Linked DNA regions of Homo sapiens: all the other regions are linked to region 3. A link is a loop called in an ENCODE intact Hi-C map of the cell type or tissue named here. Cell type or tissue: heart right ventricle. All regions are shown on one strand. Links, peaks and the distances in the headings refer to the core of each region. The heading gives the core; the rest is flanking DNA.

The links. Hi-C counts contacts between places; a loop is a spot of excess contacts. Peaks named below come from ENCODE experiments on the same cell type or tissue, not always from the same donor. Only the 100,000 strongest peaks of a DNase experiment are listed, where the experiment ranks them.
Region 1: it touches region 3 in a loop (2.9-fold over the local background); 14 of 110 quality-filtered maps call a loop at or near these places.
Region 2: it touches region 3 in a loop (3-fold over the local background); 21 of 110 quality-filtered maps call a loop at or near these places.

The regions. Positions count from the first base shown.
Region 1 is chr2:12,799,778-12,808,153 of GRCh38, forward strand. No RefSeq gene overlaps it. Among named protein-coding and RNA genes, the nearest start is that of MIR3125, 67 kb to the left of the region's middle. In heart right ventricle, for the core only: CTCF peaks have their summits at 4,871 and 5,071; a DNase peak (open chromatin) is centred at 6,915; H3K27ac peaks cover 2,935 bases.
Region 2 is chr2:12,412,258-12,420,633 of GRCh38, forward strand. The region is part of intron 4 of MIR3681HG (MIR3681 host gene); the gene reads left to right. Among named protein-coding and RNA genes, the nearest start is that of MIR3681, 220 kb to the left of the region's middle. RefSeq lists an enhancer at 609-658. In heart right ventricle, for the core only: a CTCF peak has its summit at 4,508 (motif pointing right); a DNase peak (open chromatin) is centred at 4,517.
Region 3 is chr2:12,928,041-12,936,416 of GRCh38, forward strand. No RefSeq gene overlaps it. Among named protein-coding and RNA genes, the nearest start is that of MIR3125, 190 kb to the left of the region's middle. In heart right ventricle, for the core only: CTCF peaks have their summits at 3,373 (motif pointing left) and 3,577; no DNase peak of the experiment used is centred there; H3K27ac peaks cover 5,069 bases.

The DNA.
Region 1 (8,376 bases), core at 262-8,261, 130 kb before region 3:
ATATCTACAATGAGAATTACAAAACGGTGCTCACAGAAATCAGAGATGACACAAATGGAAAAACATTCCATGTTTATGAATAGGAAGAATCAATATCATTAATGTGGCCATACTGCCCAAAGCAACGTACAGATTCAGTGTTATTCCTACCAAACTACCAATGACATTCTTCACAGAACTAGAAGAAACTATTTTAAAATTCACATGGAACCAAAAGAGAGCCTAAATAGCCAAGGCAATCCTAAGCAAAAAAAATAAATAAATAAATAAAAATAAAATAAATAAATAAATAAATAAAAAATAAAAGTCCAAGGCTGGAGGTATCATGCTACCTGACTTCAAGCTATACTACAGGACTACAGTAACCAAAATAGAATTGGTACTAGTACAAAAACAGATACATAGACCAATGGAACAGAATAGAGAGCCCGGAAGTAATGGCACACCACACACATATAACCATCTGATCTTTGACAAAGTTGACAAAAACAAGCATGGGGAAAGGACTCCTTATTCAATAAATGGTGCTGAGAAAACTGGCTAGCCATATGCAGAAGACTGAAACTGAACTCCTTTCTTACACAATACCCAAAAATCAACTCAAGATAGATTTAAGACTAAAATGTAAAACTCAAAACTATGAAAGCCCTGTAAGATAACCTAGGAAACATCATTCTGGACATAGGAACTGTCAAAGATTTCATGATGAAAATGCCAAAAGCAATCACAACAAAAGTAAAAATTGACAAATGGGATCTAATTAAACTCTTTAAGCTTCTGCACTGGAAAAGAAACTATCAACTATCTGTATCAACCTACTGAATGGGAGAAAATATTTGAAAACTATGCATCTGACGAAGGGCTAATATCCAGCACCTATAAAAAACTTAAAATAAATTTACAAGGAAAAAACAACCCCATTAAAAAGTGGACAAAGGACATTAACAGACGCTTTTCTAAAGAAGCCATACATGTGACCAACGAGCATACAATAAAAAGCTTAGCATCACTGATCATTAGAGAAATGCAAATAAAACCCCCAAAGATACACCCTCTCACATCAGTCAGAATGGATGCTATCAAAAAGTAGAAAAATAACAGATTCCGGCAAAGTTGTGGAGAAAAGGGGACGCTTATACATGGTTGGCGGGAGTGTACATTAGTTCAACCATTGTGGGAAAGCACTGTGGTGATTTCTTAAAAAGCTGAAAACAGAAACACCATTTGACCCAGTAATACCATTACTGGGTATATACCCAAAGGAATATAAGTCATTCTACCATAAAGACACACACACACACACACACACACACACACACACGTTCATTGCAGCACTATTTACAATAGCAAAGATATGTAATCAACCTAAATACCCATCAATGGTAGACTGGATAAGGAAAATGTGGTACATATACACCATAGAATACCATGCAGCCATAAAAAAATGAGATCATGTCCTTTACGGGAACATGGAAGATCTGGAGGCCATTATCCTTAGCAAACAATGCAGGAACAGAAAGCTGAATACCACATGTTCTCACTTATAATTGGAGCTAAATGATGAGAACACATGGACACAAAGAGGGGAACAACAGACTCTGAGGCCTCCTTGAGGATGGAGGATGAGAGAAGGGAGGGGATCGGAAAAATAATTATTGGGCACTAGAATTAGTACCCAGGTGACAAAATAATTGGTACACCAAACCCTCATGACATGAGTTTACCTGTATAACAAACCTTTACATGTACCCCTGAAATTAAAAGTTTAAAAAAGTACAGTTTCTAATCAAGTAGGTCTGCTGCAAGCCCTGAGAGTCTGCATTTCTAACAATTGATGTCAATTGTGCTGGTCCAGGGTACATTGAAAAGCAAGGTGCCAAAATAGGGCAGGGTCTTGCTCACCTCCATATCACTTGCATTAAGTAAATATTTGTTTAGTTTCTGAATTGTAATGGGCAGCAATCTTTCCTCTCGATGATCTGTTGAAACTGACCTAATTGTTCCACATAACTGATGTTTATGGTTTCTTTGAATAAACATAGAAATTGATCCTTCCTGTCTTAAAACTTGAGAAAGTTACATTTGTTTTATCTGAGTTCCTTTCTCACAAAACAAACCATCAGCCTCCCCAGATAGAATTAAGGAGCTGAGACTTACCAGATCACTGCACCCAGACAATGAGATGCCAGACCCCTCATCCATTATATCTGCCTGACTGATCACCTGCCTCCTCTTGACCAACTCCTCATCTTGACCTCTCCTCGGTTCCTGTTTTTTTAATATATGGTTTATACATGATTACATTTCTTTCCTTGATATAGAAACCCCTAATTTTAGGCAGTCAGGGAGATGAATTTGAGACTGATCTCTCATCTCCTGGGCTGCAGCACCTGATTAAAGTCTTCTTCCCTGACAATACTTGCCTCAGTGATGGGCTTTCTGTGCAGTGAGCACCGGGACCTAGACTGAACCCCTGGCTTTTTATTCACACTGTCATTTCAATCATGTAGCTGCAAATGTGTAAGCAGAGCATGAAGAAGTAGTTAAGTACAGACTGGACAGATAAATCAGGCACAGTCTATAGTTTGTAAGGATAACCGATGTCAACAAGAATTGTCTAGCTCTGGCTGTAGGGACGTTTTCAGATTATGCTATTTGTGATGACCACATGAGCAGCTAAGTGGAGCTTGTTACTGGCATTCACATGGCTGTGGCTTAGCGTTGACCATCCATTTAGTATAACTGAAAAATAAAGCATAAAACTCTGATCTTTTAGGAAATGTACTTTGTGGTAGTAGGACCAGGATGTATTCCAGTCCTACCCAGTACATTTAAGCCAAACAGACCAGTCCTTACACAATGCTAGTTAGTTGGCAGTCAGTAAACAGCAGACCTAGGAACTCTCCTGGAGTCTTTTCACCTCTGTTTCATCTGATCCTTCCCACAGAACAAAGAAGAGGACCATGGAACCCAGGAAAAGTTTTCTACAAGACATGTTTCCTATTCTAAGCTCTGAAGGGTAAGTGGGAATTAGCTCAGTCACATAGACAGTGGGAAAAAGCATTCCCAGCGGACAGAACAGTATATACACAAAGGAATGTGGGGATCTGCATGCAGCTCGCTGTGGCCAGAGTGTAGATTATGGGATAGAATAAGGAGGTGTGAGGTGAGACTGAGAAGCACACAGAAGGCTGATAGTGAAAAAACACAAACTTCCCTATGAAAGGATGACTGTTCCTTTGGAATGCTCTCATTTTCAAGGTGGCACCTGAAGTATGAGGTTCAATGGCACTTCTCCAAGGGTTGCCTGTGAGCCTATAACATATTTTCCCTCATTGGCTCTGATGGACTTCCTGGAAGACCACAATGAGATGGGTGCTGAGAGTCCCTTGACCACTTTTCACCTTATGGCTTTCTGTCTTCCTTTCACAAGGAATGTAGAAAAACAGAGACAACTTACAAATTGGGTATTTCTGTCTTAGCAAAATGGAATTTGAAGATGGGAGGTTTTAAGTCTCCAGAATATCTCACATTTTCTGAACTATTTCTGATATTGAATGCTGAACAGTTGTTAAAGCTGAGTTTCTCATATGTATGATAAACATATATATATAAACACACATATTTATATACATATATATCTTTATCACATAAAACAAGAATTTTTATTTAGTGTTGTTGATTTTGTTGCCTTTTTCCTTAACAGACTTTGAGTCTAATTTGAAACTTTCTCAACATGACTGGTAAGTTGAAAATAAAGAGAGACTGTGACCTGAGTAACAAGAATTTTAACACAAGGAAATTATGTAGTTTATTTTATTTTTATTTATTCAACCAAAATAAGACAATTTCTAGCTATTTACATTAACCCTTTAGTAACATCTGTGGAATGTCTATGAAAGCAATGTAATTAATTCTACATGTGCACATGTGCATCTGAAAGAGTGTTCTATATAACATCTGTTTTCATTCATATGCCTGGTGCATTATTGCATCATGATGTATTCTTTGTGGCATTATTTTAGAAATCTATTACCACAGATCACCAAAAGATCTCTTGTCCTGTCATCTTTGGGATAATGAACACTCTCCATATGTGTAAATCTGTCAAGCCATGCCTTCCTAAAGTGGTAGTTATTAATTTACAAATCAAAGAAATCAATCTTACCTTTTCCAATCAGTGACTGTTTTATTGCAGAAATACAGAAAGGGTCATTAGCCTGAACTATAAAGCATCTCATCAAAAAGCCTACCCATAGAGAGCAAGTTAATCTTTCTCACTTTTTAAAAAAGAGTTTTTTAAAATCAAGACATTCCAAGATAGATTCAATGTTTGGAAAGATAATTGATAAAATAGACTAGCAACAAATTCACTTTGAAATTCAGTGTGAATTATTTTTTATTGTAATTCTTCACACTTCCATGACTAATATCCTCTACAATGTTTAACTTGAGCTCTCATTGGTCTATACCTATTGAAGAATGTCCTTCAGCAAGATATCAAAATAGGCCTAGTTTTATTTTATGGGTGGATTCTCAAGAAACAGAAATGATGGATATGAGATATTCCCTAGAAAGGAGTGGGGCACTGCTGGATAGTTGCTCAATTGTGTTGGATAATGTCACAAGCCTCTCACTCTCTGTTCCCTGAACCCATTAAATCAGCATTTATTAGATATGTGTTCTGTGACAAGCACTGTCAAACGTTTTGAAGAGAGTTATTTTTACTTCCCACTCCTAGAACCTCAAGGTAGTGGTAAAAAAAAATGCCCAAAGAGAGGTGATCAACCATCAAAAATATCTGAGATTTCAGACTCTGTATTCCAGATGCTTCAGGCCAGAATACTCACTGCCAAAATAGGCAGTGACAGAGACGGCCAGAGGGCAGCACAGCACACCCAGAGACCTCAAAAAGAAGAAGAAATCAAAGTATTAATATATTGTAAAGCAAAAATGGAAAATGTGGGTTTTGGATTAAATTAGAAAAGAATACAATTGTCAGTGCCCCAAGAAAATTATTTCTGAATGGTTAATACATTCAGTATTAATCAGCTCAAATTAAAAATTCATAAAAATAGAACAATTAAATTACATTTTTTTTCTGTAATGAAATACTAACCTTTTGATTTTAAGCTAGTTTTCTTCAGATATATATTATGAAAATCTTTGTTTTTGCCAAATTTGGATAGTTTGTAGTTTATTAAGTGCTATTTTGTGCATGTAAAATTTGAAAATAAACACAGTCTCTGTAAAATAGAATGTTTATAGACTTAAAATCTGCTCCTTTGTCTTTCATATCTTTTTTTCATGTTAAATGATTTTTTGGTAGGAAAAAGTGGGATCACATGCTATTAGGTTCAATTTTGCTCAGAAAGGAATCTGTTTTCATGCCTTCATTAAGTTACATCAAAAAGAAAATGCCTAATCATTGCTGAGTCCTTCTGCTGAATATGCAAAGTTGAGAAGGTGTTTGTGGTGCTGATGGCAAGATATCTTTACTAGGCTGGTAACAACCAGAATGTCCTCTAAGGCAGGACTTTGGAGTAAAATGGTGTGTGGTTGGACTCCTGCTTGTAACTATTTAGGACTTTAAGCCTCTTTTCTGCCTATCTCACATATCATTTTGCAAGTCTTCTTGGAATTATTTAATTTACAGTATTTTGATAACTTCAAAGCTGGTAAAATGAAATTAGAGCTATCTGCTTGTGCTCAGAAATCAATTCTCATCAAATAATATGAAATTATGTTATCTAAAAGCATTTACCCTATTAAGTGACAGACAAATGAGAAGTAAGGAGACTTAATACACTGTTTGCCTATTGATGACACTGGCCACAAACATCCCACTCTTTACAAGCAGTAACAGGGAAGGGAGTCTTTTGAAAAAACAATTTGGGCCGGGCATGGTGGCTCACGCCTGTAATCCTAGCACTTTGGGAGGCCGAGGCGGGCAGATCACGAGGTCGGGAGATCGAGACCATCCTGGCTAACACAGTGAAACCCCGTCTCTACCAACAAATAGAAAAAATTAGCTGGGCACGGTGGTGGGCACCTGTAGTGCCAGCTACTCGGGAGGCTGAGTCAGGTGTGAACCCGGGAGGTGGAGCTTGCAGTGAGCCAAGATTGTGCCACTGCACTCCAACCTGGGTGACAGAGCGAGATTCCGTCTCAAAAAAAAGAAAAAACAATTCGATGCCTCATGTGACACAAGAGAGAGGACAAAGATCAATGGATAAACGATAAGTGAAGTCAAGTCTAGTCTAGATTGAAAAAACCACTTTCCAACATTAACATCTGAGCAGTAGTGCATGGAGTATTTTGAAGGTAGTGATATCACCATCAGTGGAGGTGTGCAAGAAGAAGCTTAGTAACTCCTTAGCAAGGCCATTTCTGGAAAGAAACCCTTATGGGGTCAGTAGCTTAAATGGCCTTTCACATACCTTATAAATTTGTCTAAACTCATAATTTGATGTCTGACTTCTTCTACTCATTCCTTTTCTAAGCTTCTGCTCCACATTCCAAAGTAGCAGACAAATTAAGTTCTCAGAATCTTTTAGATTCTTGCTGGTAGGTTAATTGGGATGCATAGATGGGCTCTTAATTTTTTTTTATTTCTACACTGGCTCATGTGATTTTTATTTATCCAGTGTCTACAATGGCAGTAGAATAGTGGATGCCAGTGTGTTGTGAAAATACAAGAGTGAGCAAAAGCATGTTCAATGAACAACAGTAAATCCTGACTTCATACTGTTTTACAGCTCCATTTATTCTAGTTTATATTTTGAGGCAGAAAATAATTTTCTTTGAACACTTACCACATGTATTAATACCTCTGTCATCCACTTTAGATCCTACTTTCATGGAAAAAACATAACCCTTCCACGCTGATTCCTGGCTGATGTTTCCAGCTGCGAGGTCAGCTCCCACTCCATTGCAGCACTGGAAATGAAGTCAGCCTACAGAGGAAACTAATTGTGTTCCCGTGCTGGAACAATATCTGTATATACTGGAAAAAGTAAAGACAAAGCTCACTTCACAATTCCAGCTCCACCCCTGCTTAGTGATACCACCTTGAGAAAAAATGGCTTAACCTCTCTAAGATAGCACATTTGGTGGTAAAATAGGAATGCAAATACTGATTGGAAAAGGTAAGATTTCTTTCTTTGATTTGTAAATTAATAACTACCATTTTAGGAAGGCATGGCCTGACAGATTTACACATATGGAGAGTGTTCCAGGAATTATAAACCATGTGTAACTGGCACCGTAGCTGAAATACGTCATGTTTAAAATACAGGAAGCTCAGGGCTTTGGAGTATACTGCACACAAACTTAATAGTCAATATTGCTCTGATGAGTTTGGCAAAATGGAAAAACTATTGAGATGATGGAAGCAAAAAGAATAATCTACCACAGATAACTTCTTACTATGGTCAAGGGTTACTTATAAGAAAATAAACTTCTCCAGGCTGTACAAAGTTAGGCAGTCACTGCGCCTTATGGAGCCCAATCTCTTCTCACATCTGTATGGTGAGAGACTTGAGTTCAATGCTGCTATGGTTTCGTCCAGCTCAGAGTCTATGTGAACTCTCAAGAGTGGCTTAGAATAAGTGATTGGAGGATGCACAAGACAAAATTATTAGAAGCTTCGGGTAAATCAATGTTTCTTCTGCCACCTTGTCAATAGCTAACAGTCAGACAGCTAGTACCACTGAGGGAGTGGTAAATCCCAACTAGTTTTGGTGAGAGGGCAACGCTGGTGCATACACCCATGAGTGTGTCTTGGAGCAGGGGCAGACAGAGGTCTTTCTGGAAATATCAGTGATAACACCAGAAAAAGCAGCATTGCAGCCTAGACATTCTGGCCCCACACAAACCTTAGAGAAGATCCCTTATCTAGGAAATATTAATTAACATGGAAGAGGAATCCACCCATACATCCAACTGGATGGTCACCAGGGACGTGGTACCCGCTGATCACAAAACTCATGGAACTTTGAACACAGGCAGAACCAGGACCATTAGCAAACTGAAGACTAGTTGTTACTGTTGTGGTTTTGTTGTATTTTTTTCTTTCAAGGCACGTAAGTCTTATACTTCAAACCTTTCCTGGAGACACATGGGAATACTCAGATTTACACTCTACTTTTCTACTTTGGGGAGAAAAAAAACAGAAGAAACTAAACTAAAACTGTGCAGTTTGTATTTTAAAAAAGACTGGACATTGAGATCTTGCCAAACATCTCTCCATTCAGCAACCACTGAGAGAGTGTGGCGCTACCTTTTATCTGTTGTATGAGCTTGGGGAAATGACTCGGTACCTCTGAGTTTCCTCCCTCATCTGTTAAAAACAAAATACAAAAATGGTGTTGCAAT
Region 2 (8,376 bases), core at 262-8,261, 520 kb before region 3:
TCCTTCCACCTTAGCCTCCTGAGTAGCTGGGACTACAGGCACATGCCACCATGCCCTGATAATTTTTTTTTAATGTAGAGACAGAGTCTTTTTATGTTACCCAGGCTGGTATTGAGCTCCTGTAGTCAAGTGATCCTCCCACCTCAGCCTCCCAAAATGCTTGGATTATAGGCATGAGCCACCCGCACCTGGCCTCAGGTCATTCTTGACCCCTTTATGAGAAGGCATACTCAAGGCCATTGTTGAACTAAAGGATGAAGACTAAGTTCAGTGGTAGAAAGGTGTGAGGAAGCACAAAGATTCTGCTGTAAAAATGCAAATTCAAAGGACCAGGGGCATTGGAATGAAAATTGCTACATGAAAATCTGAAGGACTTGAGTGCAGCTGAAAGAAATGTGTCTTCCTCCTTAATTGTTTTAAATATTGAGGCATCCATTGAAAAGTTTTCAGTAATTTTTTTTTCTGGGTCTTCTTAAATTAGGAAAAGTAGCTGTATGAAGATGGATCTCAATAGTGAAAGAGTATGCATTGTGATGGCTCCTGTCAACAAGAATTTTCCAGTGAAGATTGTATTTACTTGTGCAGAGGCACATTTTAACTGGGCACCCACATTATGCTAGGCAATTTCATGTAAAGAATCATATTTAATCCTCACTGTGAGATGATGCTATTTTCACTTTCAGTTACAGAAAACAAGGCCCAGAGAAACAAACAATGTCCTCCATCTGGATTGTGCCTGCTGTAGGAACAGGAAGTAGGCTCTGCTCATGTCTGGGTATCCACTGCTTTCAGATCACAGACAATCAGTCACTGCTCCTCACACAGCTGCTAAGTGGTGTGATCAGGACTGAAACCCCAGTGCCTCTGACTTCAAAGCCTATGCTGCTCCACTGCACCACAGCATCCATTTCATCAAAGTCAGGAATTCCCCTGTTTTATCTTGAATCTCTATCAGCTGGCCCTGGGTGGTCGTTGTTCATGTTACTCATCATCTGTGTTATCAGTAGGAATGCTTCCGGTATTACAGAAAGGGGACCATGCGTCAGAAAATGGTTACAAAGTGGCAAAAACTGACCTGACTGGGGATGTAGTCAAAGGGCAGGAACGGAGGGTGGGACAGGTCAAGGAGGTGACCAGAAAGGCACTCACCAGGGGAGCAAAATATAAAGAGGCACCAAAACACTCAGCGGTCCTGATAAATAATATTTTAGTGCAATATTTTAAAAATCAGAATTTTTGTAAAAATATCCAATGGTGAAGAAAATATCAACATTGTAAGTAAAGATGGGATCGCACCCTGCCCTTGCCAAACTCACTCACTCACTTCATCGTCGTTACCTTACAGCCCTGAGAGGAGGCAGAAGCCATAAAGAATGAGACCAGAGGAAAAAACCTCTCCTACTCCCATTTCTCCAGGTTTCTAGGAACAGGAATGAGGGAGAAGCAAGGGAATTCTTATCTGCAGAGGTCAGATTTCAGAGAAGTGACCATGATCTCTAGGAAAAGCATAGAAGCTTACCCATGGAAAGATCAGGAATCAGGAGACCTGTGTTCTGGTCTGGGCACCAGCACTAACTCACTGTGTGATTTGGGGCTAGCCCTTTTCTTTGGGCCTCAATGTACTCATTTTTAAAATGGGAGCTTTGAATTGAGTGCTTTCTGGGGTCCTTTCCAACTCAGACATTCTACAAGGCTATGGACTAGCAGATTCCAGGGAGAATACTCTGTCCTTTACTCTATGTGGAAGTGCAGAATTCCAGAGAAAACTTCAGTGGGTCAAATATGGACATCTTCTGTCTATTAGCTTTCCTTGCCTCTTTTCTCTTTCGTTTAGTGGTCAGTGGGCCACAAGAAGAGGCTAGTGGTCAGTTTCCACTGGTCCCTAGAAGTCAGGTCCCATGGAAGTTTGAAGTACTTAGCTTCTTGTAACTCTAGAACATCAGAGCTGACAGTACAACATTGGCCAGCTACGTCATAAGTCAGTTTGTACTAAAGATAATAACTACTGCAATTAGCTGGGTATGGTGGCACATACCTCTAGTCTTAGCTACTTGAGAGGCTGAGGTGAGAGGATTACCCGATCCTGGGAGGTCAAGGCTGCAGGGAGCCATGATCTTGCCACTGCACTACAGCCGGGGTGATAGAGTGAGACCCTGTGTCAAAAAAATCAATCAAACAGACACACAAAGATAATAGCTGCTGTGTATGGATATGTAATTATGTAATAATAGCTGAGAGGCTGTATATAATAATGGTCTACTCCTGCACACAGCTGCTGGTATAGTGTTCTGTTTCTGCCTCTTCCCAGATGCATTGGTCAGGGGGCCGCCAAGATGCAGAGCCCACAGACTATTTCAATCATCAGAGAGAATTTAATAGGAATTATTGTTAAAGAGGTATAAAGTTGTTAATTAGGTAACTGAAAGTGTAAGAAGAAATCTCAAAGGTATCACAGAGGTAGCAACTGCAGGACACATGACAGCCCCTACGACTGAGGGAACAAAATGAGTGTGAGTTGGTTAAATCTTTGAACCTTAGTAGAGGGCCCCTTGGAACAAAAACAGAGACCTCTGAGAAGACGGCTGGCCGGCTGGTGTTGCTTTGGGGGCATACGATTGAGCTTGTCCTGCAAGTGGTGAAAAAAACTGTAAAGTGGGTTCAGCTACTGCAGCTGGAAAAAATTGCTCCTGGCAGGGAGAACAAGCATTAATGGGGGAATAGCACATGCATGGAAAGTGAGGCAAGCAACAAACAGAAAGGGCCACGTCCCTCCAGCCTTGTAGAGCATAATGGGAATCCAGTTGGCAAGGCAAAAATGTGCTTTTCTGAACCTCGTCCCCAGCTCCACAAAGCAGCGTACAGAAGGGTGGGTTTAGAGCTGAGAGTCCATAACTTAATAACTGGCACACTAGCTACTTGACCTTAAGCAAATCACCTGACCTTTCTGTGCATGCATTTACTCATCTGTGAAAAACGAATACTAATGAACTCTTCTGAATAGGGTTGTTATCAAGGTTAAATTAGTTAATATACAGAAGTGCTTAGAACAGTTTCTTCAGTGCCCAATAAGCTAGTAGGCACTTATGTTAAAATAAGTGCCCAATAACATTTACCTGTGTGTTAATTTTAATGTGTCAACTTGACTGGGCTAAGAACTGCCCAGATAGCTGGGCAGGTAAAACATTACTGCTGGGTGTGTCTGTGAGGGTATTTCCAGAAGAGGTCAGCATTTGAATCAGTAGACTGAGTGAAGAAGACCCACTCTCACCAGTGTAGGTTGGTACCAGCTAACGTGTTGAGGACCTTAACAAAACAAAAAGGCAGAAGAAAGGTCAGTTCACTGTGTGTGAGTTGGGACAGTCATCTCTTCCCATCCTCAGACTTTGGCACTTCTGGTTCTCGGCCTTCTTATCTGAACTAAATTACATCACCATCTTTCTTGGTTCTCCAGCTTGCAGATGGCAGATGGTGGGACTTCTTGGCCTTCATAATTGTGTGAACCAATTCCCATTATAAATATGACATGTCTGTGTGTATACATACATATATATAGACACATATATATAATGAATGTGTGTATTCATACGTATATACACATACACACACACATATATGTGTGTGTATGTGTGTGTGTATATATGTGTGTGTGTGTATGTATATGTATATATACACACATACATATGTGCCTTCTATTGGTTCTGTTTCTCTGGATAACCCTGAATTATGCAATCTGGTATTATTATACAAAGGAAAGAGGAAAGAGCAAATATGTCTGCCTTGCCCAAGGCATTAGATTCACATTTTCCTTACATTTTGTGGCTTAATTTCCAGAGTACTTCTCAGAAGTGAATGTCAACTTCCTGATGTTTATACTCAAGGAGAATGAGGTTTGGAGATCTGAGTAGTTTACTGAAGGCACTCACATTGAAAGATTTTATGAAGCTGAAATTCAAATCTAGATGTGCCCCATCCAAAGACCACCCTCTTTATACAGCAACATGCTGCTTCCCCTGGATCAAGAAACACAAGGTAATTATCATCTTATTGTACCACTCACTCATGAAGAGTTAAGCTAGACTTTACTGTCCTTAAGCCTCAGATAATTCACCTGTAAAATTAGAATAAAACACTTGTTTGGAACACTTGATCCAACGTTATAAAAATAGCATGATCGATCTCAATGGCAAGTCCAGCAAGATAAAATAGTAAGGGGAGAACACAAAGTCCTCTACGGTAAGGTCTGCTCTAACACAACATATGTGTTTCTATAAATTACAGCACTGCGGGAAAGTATGCCAGAAAAAACACAAGACTTATGGAAAAAATGGGGTTACAACACTAAAAAACTTGATCAATGACACACAATCACAAAGAAAGTCATCTAATAAAAACAGTAGTGGAGTTGTGCGCGTGTTAAATGGTTAAGATATACTTAGATACCAGAATAAACATGGCATTTTCCTTGCAGAAGACCTGGAGTTTGCTTGTGGAAGTGGGTGCCAGCAGGGGGCAGCTTGGGAGTCCCTGTGAAGTGGAGACTGGGGTTGATCAGAAATCAGAGAGAAAGTTCTAAAACCAGATGTGAATGGGTGTGGCTCATAACACACCCAGTGATCTGCGGTAGCCGGTAGAGGCATGGAGGTGTGTGTGTGTTTTGCATATTCCTAGGAACCCCGGGGTCAGCCGTATGCAGTTTCTAGCAGATGAAATAATTCATTGCAAAGATATATTTACATTGTGCTCAAACTGTTTCCTAATATACTGATTACACCGAAAGAAGTGCAGAGTTTCAAAACAAATGTTACAGCAAAACTGACTGTTTTTGGGTCCAAAAACTTAGCCAGAAAAATACACAATGAAAGAGACATGAGTTAACAGCCATGTGGGTTAGGACGTCCTCTGTGTTGGCAATTGGCAGAGTGTGGAACCAGTGTACTGGGTTAATGAAAACCGAGATTGCACTGAGAACATATATCGTATGACAACAGCAGCAATAATAATAATAAAGAAATTTACAGACAGGGATCTGGGTGAAGATTATGCTAATTAATTAAACACACAGTTAGAGAGAATCTCTTCTGTCCTAGGCAGAGCCGGCACCTTCTCCGGAGGAGAGCCTGATCTGCCGACATGACTGACCATAGAAAACATTGGCTGTATCTTAGGGATTATGGATGCCATTACCTCCACTGTGAGGAAGGTGCTATGGGGATTAGCTATGACAATTCTCCTGGACACTTCCTAGAGCAGGTCAGGGGCTGGACTGAGACCAGGGTTTAAGGCAGTTAGATCCTGACCGAAAGTATTTTCCACTGGACAATGCTGCTACTTCCCTATGTCTTCTGATGGGAGAATCTGTATCTTCATTGCTCTGGTAACTCAGTAAGTCGTCAATGCTAAGTTCTCTTTAAGTGACTAACTAGGCCAGACTCACTTGGGCAGAGTGACATTAATTAGTCACAGCATGGTCGGTGTATAGATACTTTGGACTAGAACCAACATCTGTCGAAATAATGATGTTAAAACTAAGCGTTTGTTCTGCAGAGGTTCTGCCCTCCCTCCTGCCCCTCCCCCATAGATGCATTCCCTCCATCTTTGTACGTGCAGGGCCTCATTCTTCATATCACAATGTCGGGTAATTGTTGTAGGTTCAACTGCCTGTCTCCCTCCCTAACCGAGAGTTCCCAGGGAGCAGAGACTGGGCTTTATTCATTTCAGCACCACAGGGATCTAGCGTGGGGTTTACACATAAAAGATGCTTATGATGTCAGCTCCATGAGAACAGAGACCATGTGCTCATGTCAGCCCTTGGTGTCTAAGCCAGTGTCTGGCATCAAGCAGACGTGCAGCAAATATTTGTTGGCTGAAAGCATGATCCTTAATGAAAGGTCATTTCCATTACATCAGTTAATTAAATAAAAATATATCTGTTCAAAATTATGTGGTCAATGAAAAAAAAGTCCAAGGGCTCTTTAATGATGTGGGAAAATGTTCAGAGTATAATGCTGAGTTAAAAACAAAAAACAAAACAGGCCAAACATTGTGTGGCTCACTGCTGTGATCCCAGCACTTTGGGAGGCTGAGGTGGGCAGATCACCTGAGATCAGGAGTTTGAGGCCACCCTGGCCAACATGGTGAAGCCCCGTCTCTAACTAACTAAAAATACAAAAAAAAAAAAAAAAAATTGCCAGGCATGGTGGTGTGCACCTGTAGTCCCAGCTACCTAGGAGGCTGAGACAGGAGAATCACTTGAACCTGGGAGGCGGAGGTTGCAGCGATCCGAGATTGCACCATTACACTCCAGCCTGGGCAACAACAGGGAACCTCCATCTCAAACAAACAAACAACAATAGCAACAACAAAAATAACAGGCTGAAAATATGTAGATTCAGAATGATACTCATCATGTTAAAGAAATGCCCTCTGGTTTACATGGTTGTCTCTGGGTTCTGAGATTTGGGGTGACATTTACTCTCATCATTGTACCTTTAGGTCACTTTACAGATTATTTAAAATAAGCCTGCATTACTTTAAAAATGGGGAAGAAAATGTTTTAAGAGCAAATAATTTCATCAGGTGCTTTAGTTGGTATGTTTGTTCAGTGTAATTTAAGGGATAGGATGACTTCTGGGAAGGGAACATTTCACAAAATTGTTTTCTTTGCCTTCAGAAGGCCAAATTTTCTATCAGTTTGATGATTCTGGTAATTCGCACATTAACTGGTGGCCTCCTTAGCGGGTGGTGCCCTGAGGAAGAGCATCTTTATTTCTGGGTTTCTATCACAGAGGCAAGAAGGAATCCAGGAACAGAAGGGCCTTCCAGCCTTGTTTTATATTGCTTTATTTATTTTAATTGTGTGACTTTGCTCTAAACTGTGCTGGGGGGTGGTATAAAATTAAAATACACTCACATTGACTAAATCATTGACTGGCAATAATTTCCAGAGATTTGTTTGTTTCTGTTTTTTTTTTAAACTCTGAATTCTATGTTCTATGGAAAGCATTAGTTTCATACCTTTATTTTCATTTCATTATAATGTATGCCATTTTAAAATAGAAAAGAAAAAGAAAACCATCTCTATGAATATAAATCCTATTCCTAATAATAGATATAATCACTCAACATAATAGACCAGAGGTCAGCATAATACTCACCACAGGCCAAATCTGGCCCATAGCCTGCCTTTATATGACCTATTAGCTAAGGCTAGACTATTAGCCAAGACTGTTTTTTCATGGTTTTAAATGACTGAAAACAAATTTTTTAAAAAATAAGGTTTCATGACGTGGGAATTACATGAAATTCAAATTTCAGTGTTGATAAATAAAGTTTTATTGGAACACAGCCATGCCCATTTGTTTGCATATTGTCATACAGCTGGCTTTTGCTCTGCAACAGCAGAGTGGAGTAGTTTCTGTAGACACCAAATGGTTTGCAAGCCTGGAATATGTACTTCCTGGCCCTTTGTAGAAACAATTTGCGAACTCCTGTAATAGGCCTAGGTCAGTATTACAAGGAAAGTTGGAATAACTTCAACCTATATAAAGGCGAAGCTAGATCAGACTGAGAAACAGTCAGAATTCTGAACTAGAAGAAATTGGGAAGGCATACCACTGAGTCCCATTGTGACATGGTTCAGGCCTTCATCCTCTCATCTGGAATGACCCCAGCAGCCTGGGAACCTGTTCCAGCCTCTCATCTTGACACATGTACTGTATGCCTACAGTCCAATCCACCGCTTCCTGCCACCCTCACACAACTGTGGCAAGGTTATCTTTGTAAAGGGAAACTGTGGTTGTGTTACTTTCCTGCTTACAGTCTCCAGGGCCAATGGATAGTTTATGGTAGTGGTCCTAGCTCTGTGCTTTGAGGAGTTCTGGATTCCTTGGAGGAATGTGTAAGGTACAGAGATGGTGTGGGAGGGTTCGTTGAGTAAGCAGGTTGTGGATCTTTCTCTCTGTGCCCCCATTTCAACCAGAAAAGCTCTATTTCTGCTTTATTTGTGTATTATATTTAATTTGAAGAATGGATTCTGTTGTTTAACAAAATAGCTGGAAAGCCACTAGTGGGTCAAGTTGAAGCCTCTTGTCCTGTTCCTGTGTGATCTAGTGTGATAGACACAGTGCTAACCAAACTTTGTTGTTCCCTGTCATTTCCGAGTCTCCCTTGCAGGGAATGGCGTTATTGCCAACGAACGTTGAGTAGAAGTGACTCCCATCACTTCTGGGCTGAGAGAGCTGAGAACCAGTATACTGCCTCCATTTCTCCTTTACCTTGGTAACCTTGCAGGCTACTTGTCAGGATGTTGTATCTAAGAGTTGGCAGATCATGCAACAGCCCGGGTCCCTGAATGGCCATGTAGAACATGATCTCTAC
Region 3 (8,376 bases), core at 258-8,257:
AACCATATTCAGTTCATTTTGGTTTTTCTAACTCCTAATACAATATTGCTACAATGATCCATGGGTTAATTAAGTCCATTTTGCTCATTCAGCTTATGAATTATCTAGTCCAGCTGCTAATTTAACTGATTTGAAAATTGAAACCAAAGGAGGTTGAGTGACCTTCTTTAAAGCCCCAGCAACTGAGTATCTACATTGGATCTCAAACCTAGGTCTCTTGACTCTTAATCCTGCTGTCTTTGTTCTTACTGTAACTCAGCTGTTCAAATTAGTTTAAAAATAAGCAATAATGTGAACATTAGTAGAACCAAGACAGTGGAGATATGTATCTACTTATAGAGTCATTCTTTTACAGGCGCGATGACTCATTTATGTGGAAAATGTGCCCAGGAGCTATGTCTAAATCTGTGTTCTAGTCATCTCTATAGAGCAGAAGTTTGTGCATTATCTTAGGAAGCCAGGCTTAATGAATCTCCCTAGAAAGCTTTGGAGATTCTGCGAGGAGTCCTCCATGGAGGTCAGAGATATAGAAAGCTCCGTATTGCTATTCCATATGCCTGTTCACCCTTCCTATTAGGAGGCTGGAAATATAATTAGAAGACAAGCACCACAGATGCTGCAGTTTACAATATCCAGAAGAAACTGCCGAAATGGGTAAGACATGAAAGGATAATTTTGCTTATACAAAATAGCAGACTGCAAACTAAAACCAAGAAAAACAAACAGGCAGATGGGAAGAGTGGAGAAGGCACTGGCACAGCTGTGAGCAGGATTTAGACACCCAGATGCAACATAATTTGGGGGGAGGGGTGGGAGAGGAAGAGCATCTGAAAGAAAATTAGAATCACAAAAGATGCTGAAGAATAATGAGTTTCTCATCTCTCCACCTGCAGGTTAAACTTTTTCACCACTCCCTAATACCGTGGTTGCTGAAAGTCATTTCCTGGGGGATGGAAGAACAGGACTCTAGGACGGAAAAGATAAATAGACGTCATTCTTAGCAAAAAAGGCAGCAGCAGTAAAATCAACAGCTATGGTTGTGATGGAAGAAGAAAGACATAACCATTACCCAGAAGAGGGTGGATAGTAGTGTTTAGTTTTATTATTAGCAGCACTATTTACATAACAGCACATGTGCATGCCTGCCTGTCCATATAGAGCTATGGGCTTGGGGTGGGGCAAGAGAGAGTCATTGCTTGTAGAATTTCTACTAGGCAGTAGCCACTATGATGGAAACTACACATATCATCTTCATTAATTCCCCGCTTTCCCACAACAGCAACAAATTAAAAAAAAATCAATGATGTATTGTTTTTCCTGTTTGGGGGGATTAGGAAACTAAAGGACCAAGGGGTAGGAGCCAGGATTTAAATTTAGATCTTTATGATGCCCTAGAGGGTATTCCTCAACCACTTAAGTACAAACACAAAGCAAAGTCATCAGAAAAAACATTTCTGTTATGTAAAATCAAACGTAACACCAAAAGGGAGCAGCAATATGTTCTTTAGCAAATTGTGACTCAAAAAAGAAGAAGCTTCTGTCAGCCAAGGGAGATTCAGCAACTGGGTGCTTAGCTCTGCCATGCCACAGAGCACCTCTTCGCTTCTCTAAAAGTACTTAAAAAAAAACAACTGGCTGTTTATGCATTTTTATTCTCACTATGTTGTGAGCCCCTGCAGGACAGAAATTGGACATTACTCATCCATATATGCCCAGAACCCAGTAAAAAGCCTAGCCCTGCGTAGAGCTACTACGTGGCTGGACTCTAGGAGTCCCCACTTAAATACTGGTGTTAATGTGAGTGATGGAGGCAGGGCTGTGCTCCATAGGAGGCCCACAGAGAGCAGGTGTTCCCTAAATGATGACAGAGGGATGGGCTTGTTTCAGCCAGCCAGCTTCTAAGAAGTTTCCAGTGAGATCGAACTGCTCCTTCCCCTACATTTTCAGGGCATTCTATTTAGTATGCACCTTTCCCCCTTCCTCCACCCCACCACATTCTCATCACAGTTCTGTGTGTCAGAATGATGTTTATCCCTAAGGCTATTTATGGGCATGACTGGATTTTATCTTAGCTTCCTTGAAGTGGCCCAGTCAAGTGAAATGAGTCTGCATTTTAAACAAAATAATGTGCTTCTTTCTAAAACAAGATTTTTTAATCTATAAAATATAGCTCATAAAACCCTTTTCACACATAATCTATGCTAAGTAATATCTTTTTCTTTATTGTCTATTTCATTCCTCCCTCCTGGTGGGCACACCATGAGAGAGTTCCTTGAACGGGTGTGTCAACTGTTTCCCAGTGGCAATAGGGCCGTTCTGCCTGTTACTGCAAAAAATGAGGTAGAGTTCCCATATCTTGGAGGATATATCTCTTCATGGGAAGAGAAAAATCCTAGCTCTGCATTCCAGCTCATGGGCTGTGTGCACCAGCTATTTTGGGGAAGGGGAAAGCCAGTCTCACAACACTTTCCCCAGAGAAAAGATGCCAATCTCAACATTAACCATTAGGAAACATCATTAAAGCAGATGAGAAATGGGCTGCGGACATTTTTATGAGCCCAAAATACTCTACTTGGAGGTTTTATGGAGACCACAGGAAGCCAGAGAGACAATGACATCCATACCCTTTTTTTAGAGTCTGCTGAGCTGAGGAACAATCTCTGTGCTCCATAGAGTGTGTTTTTGCAAGTGTAAATTACCATTGGGGGCCATGTCAAAGTAAGCCTTTTTCAGAGACTTGTGCACCTGTTGGAGATAGAATGCTCTAGGCCAAGTAGTTGTGGGCTTACTGTCCATATCCATCCAGAGTTGCAAAGAAAATACTTCCTTTTGATTCCAGGACAGTCTTGGAATTAGTCTTTAGAGAAGGCTATTCTGCTTAAATCTGCATGGTTGCAACATTGCACCAGTAATCTCTATATATTGGTTTTCTTATTTTTTCATATGACAAAATGAAGCTCAGAAAAGTTGAGAAACTTGCACACACACACAACTAGTAAGTAAAGGAATCAGAATTTGACTCTGCATGTTCTTCCTTATGGCACCACCTCCTTATCCAAGCCCAAAATGTAGATTTAAGGCAGGGACAGGAAAGAGGGTGTGCATACAGAAGTGGCCCCAAATGAGGTCTCTTGGGTCTTTATTTAGGGCAAGCTCAGCAGAGATATTTTTTTCTCTGTACATCAGGAATTGTGTTTTTAAGGCATTAAACCACACAGTGAAAATAGGAGAGAGGTGAGCAAAGTCCTGGCAGGTTGCTCTCTGCCTTCAGTAATGCAGTTGTGTGTTTTCCCGGGAGCCCTAGAAGAGGGATGGGGAAGATGGTCCAGAATAGTCCTGAATTGTAGAGCTTTCCTATTTATACTGACATCTCGTGGTAGTGCTGTGTGACTGCAATCTGCATTGTCTTGGGAGCCAAGCATTCAACTTTACCAATATTCATTTTACTCATTCGTGAATTAATTGAACCAGAAGTTGTTACTAAGCACTTGGTATTTGCCAGGCACTGTGCTAGACACTAGAGAATACTATGACATGCTCACAGAAAGATCCTGGGAAAGACCAAATTGGAAACTCTTAAAGGAGCTCAATGCTTATCAAAGCGTTAAGAACAACAACTAGTGAATGTAGGTGGCAGAGTTGGCCAGGTACTTAGTAATGGTGGTACTATGTCCTCTGCATTTATCATCCCATTGAATCTTCATAATGATCCTCACTGGTGAGTATTCTCATTCAGATTTCAGATGGAAGGAAACTAAAACTATAAGAGGTTATTTAAAACACCCTAGTTTAAAAACCTCCTAAGCAGTGAAGTTAGGATTTGAACTCTGATTTTTGAGATCTCACAGCCAGAACTATACTTCTCTGTGAACAAACAGCAAGAAGAGATTAATTCCAATGGTCAAGTGTCATTTGAAAAGGGCTTAAGTTTATTTGCACGAGATTTAGCCCATGACAATCATGGGTATCAGACTTCCCAGATGTCTACTAGTTAAATGAAACTAGGTCTGTTCAATTTAATTTAATTTAGCAACCAAAACCCTACTGCTAACATCTTTGTGCATATGTTTCAGTTGGTCTTCTTCTATAAACTCGTAAATACATGAATATATAAACAAAAAAGGGAATCATACTGTATATGCTGTTTGTAACTTTCTTATTTTGTCTAATTTATTAGCTTCCTATTGCTAAACACCAACTTATCACAAATTTAGCTGAAAACAACTCCCATTTATCTCATAGTTCTGCAGGTCAGATTTCCAGGCAGGCTCGATTGGATTCTCTGCTTAGGATCTCACAAGGACAAAGTCAAGATAATGTGCCCAGCTGGGCTCTTATCTGGAGGCCCTGGGGAAGAATCTGCTTCCAAGCTCATTCTGGTCTTGGGCAGACTTGAGTTTTTTGTCACTGCAAAACTGAGGACCTTTTTTATTCTTGCTGGGTGCTGGCCACGGACCAATTTTGCTCCTAGAGGCTCCTCTCAGGTCCTTGACAATGACCCTCTATCTCAGCAATGGACAGCCGCCTCCAGGTCAAATCTCTCCCCACTTCTAATCTCTCGAAACTTCTCTTCTACTATTATCTGGGAAAATTCCTATTTTCAAAGGGCTCTTACCATTAGGTTAGGTCTACCAAGATGACCTCCCCTATCTTAAGATCAACTGATAAGTAACCATAATGACATCTGCAAAATCCCTTTTGCTGTGTAATGTAGTATATCCTGGGAATGCCACTGGGGCAAAAGTCAAGGGGCATTTTAGAATTCTGGCTACCACGTTTAACAAACATGTTTTCAAAATGTATTTATTGACAGCGTACTTTGTGCTTGAGTCTAGGCTCTAGAGCTATGATAGTGAACAGAATACATAAAAACTGCATTCATGTAGCTGACATCTAGTGTCCTGGAAGGAGATTTTCTATATTGAGGAATATGCCTATATAACTTTTCATTTTTATAGATATGTAATTCCACTGTATAAATATACCATAATTTAAATAAGTACTTCCAGCTATTGAATAATTTAGATTCTTTTCAATTTTTGCATTTGTAAACAACATGGCAATAGAATTCTTTTGCACTATTTGCAGATAGATGCCTGGAAATGGAATTTATGGGTCAAAGTGTATTATTTTGACACATGATATTAAACTGTTTCCTGGAAAGTCTTGACAATCCAGCATTCCTGCCACCATTTTTTTTTGTCTTTGCAAATATTTTCAGTGAGATTGAATTTTTTACCTCTATATTATGTACATATATAAGTATATAGTATATTTATAATCCTTTTTATGCCTTTCCTAGTCACATTTTTTGATGATTTTTTTTCACTAGGATTTGTTTTACTTTTTTGTATCATTTTACTACAGTTATTTAAAGTATTAACTTTGCTGTTACGTATTACTACAGATTTTATGCCAGTTCATTGTCTTTCAATTACATTTATGGCATCTTTTGATATAACATTTTTGTAATCCAATTTATTCATATTTTCTTTTAATAGTTGGTAAATAACTGGATTCATAGTTGGTAAAGCTTTTTCATTCCTTTATATAAGAATGCAGATGTATATTTATATACACATGTATATTTTAAAATTTTATTTTAGTATAGGAATATTTAACTTGGTAATAAATTAGGGACTACACATTATTTTTCAGAAGTGTAACCAGATGTTCTGACATTACTTCATGAATAAACCAAACGTCTCAACATGCCCTCAATGTTTATAAATACTTTTTTCTCTTTCTTAACTTTCTATATATTTTCACTGCTTGGGTTCCCTTGCATGATCCCACAGGAGTTTTATTGTTACAACTTTAGGATGTTTTAATATGATAATCCCAGTCTTTTTTCATTACTCTTCTTAAAAATATCCTGGTCAATCTCACACTTTATCCTTCCAAATATGCCATAAAAATAATTTTAATTCAAATCCAGACTTGTTAGTGTTCAATCTGAACATGAGAACAATATGGAAAGGCAATATCAGCTTTGGAAGCCTATGAATTAACTTCATATGTCCCTAAGTCCTTCTCCTAGCCCGTCCATGCTCCAGTTCATGATTACCTGAGAGTCTCTGTGATACCTCACTCTCTCCTTTGCTTCCTAATCGACCTACTCCAATCACTCACCTACACAAGCTTAATGACACCCACCGTTCTTAAATATGTCAATTGTCTTCTTCCAGACCACTACTGGCTTACTCCTGAGTGTCATCTTCTTTTTGTGTCATCTGTTTAGTGACCTGCATATCAGCTTGCTGGCTTCAGGCATGTCCAAGTCATTCTCCACAGGCACGGTCACAATGGCTGTCTAAAGGCTCACTGGTCATGCCTCTGCCATGCATTTGACCTCTTTCCAACTGTCCTTATCACTGATGACAGGAAGTAGAAGCTCTTTAATCTAAACACTCTTCACATTTTGGTCCTTACCTATCTTTCCAAATTCACGTCCCTTCAGACTCTGTTTTACAGTTTAATTCCATCTGCCTATACCTCTGTTCCCATACAGGCTATTTCGCAACTCACCTTCACATATTTCTAGATGGTTTCCCTTCACTGATACATTCTTCCTCATTGCTCTGGTTTCCCCTGCTCAGGCGCTAACACCTGCATCTCCTTAAAGACTGCTGACTTTGTCTCCTTTGAGAAGTATTCTGTGATATTCTCCAGTTCCTCATGTCCAGCCCCAATTTCCCAAACTTATGATGAGCAAGTTAATGATTTTTCTCTGTATTCTTACATTGGGATCACCACAGCTCCATAGAATTCATGATTTCTTATTTAGGTGCTTGTTTTTGATAAAGACAACTTACATGACATCTCAAGTTATATCTCCGTGATGTAGAAGTTTATAGCTCCTATCAGTTATGGAAGAACCTAATAAACCTATTTATACATTTTACTAGTACAATCTACTCTTTAACTCTTTACCAGCAATTTAAGTTTCTGTAACACTCCCACCAAAATTTGTCATCTTTATCCACCCTTTCCTCCAGTCTGACCTCTTCTAATTTTTCACCCTCTCTTGTGATCATGACCCTTGAAAACAATTTGATCTCCGCTTTAGAGGATAAATGATCCTTTGTTTTAGAATATTTGTCTTATTGTTTAAGCAGGGATAACATGGATTTTGTAAAGCCTTCCTCTCTTATTGCTAATTTTAGAATCTCAAAACTAAAAGGAGCAGGGAGTTTTATTTTTCCAGGCTAGAGAATGTCTTTGTTACCAAGTTCACATGTATTAATACCTCCTGAAATCCAGTGACTGCAGTTCCTGGGAGACAAGAAGGAACTTTCATTGAAAATGCTCTGCCTGGCTCTGTAGAACTCTCTGAAATGAGCTTCACTTGTTATCCAGGCCACACTAGGTTGCTATGGAAACCAACATGTTAGATCAGCGAAAACTAAGACAAAGATTCGGAAGATGTCACTGATGCTGCAACCTCTTTACCTTCTTTTCAGCATCTCTCTCTCTCATTCTCTTTCTACAGGCTTGTATGTATGCATGTGTGTGTGTGAATGCATGTATATGTGTGTATCTCTGAATGAGTGCTGGATGTCAAAACCTGCATGTTCCCTTTTCACTGAGCATATATGCTTTTACACCCTTCTCAGATTTGGGCCAACCCGGACTGTCTTTACTATTGTTGGGGCTTCTTCAAATAGGTGGTCCAGCTTATAGGTCCACAAAAAGAGCTTTGCCTTTCCTATTTATATCTAAATGGTCTCCAGAGAAGAAATGGTTATGTAAGGAGAAATAACCCACCATCAGTTCTGAGGACCAAGCCACATTCCACAGAAAAGAAAATAAAAACCTGCGGTCAGTGTTTTGCTAATGTCTCTGCTGTTAATCCAGGGTGGGAGTCCAGAGCCAGGGAAAACATTTCATTCAGACCTTGGAGGCTCTTGTAAAGGTCCCTTTTTCAGCTTGGTCAGGGAATTACCCACCCAGCGGTGCAGTGGGAAATGTTTCCGACATTCGAAATTCCAGCTGCGTGTTGCAGTTGCTTTGAGCTCTAGTTTGGAATAACGTATGCTTGGCTTATGCTCATGCTGGCTTTTTCATTCACCAGGGTGCTGAGATGGCAGAGATCTAAGTTCCTGAATGTCCTCAGCTTTATCCACCCTGGACCAGGAGAGAGATGTGGCAGCTCCTGGTTACTCAGGCATTTGAGGCAGTGTGTGGATGTGAGTGAAGCCTGGAGTTCAAACCCCTTAGGGAGGAAATAAAAAGTTCTGAGCACTGATTCTGTGACACATACTGTCCTAGGCGTTTCAAACAGATTATCTGAAACTCATTTCATTCTCACATCAAACTTGCATGGCACATATTATCCAAGTTTTATAGATACAGGAACTGAGGATCAAAGAGGCT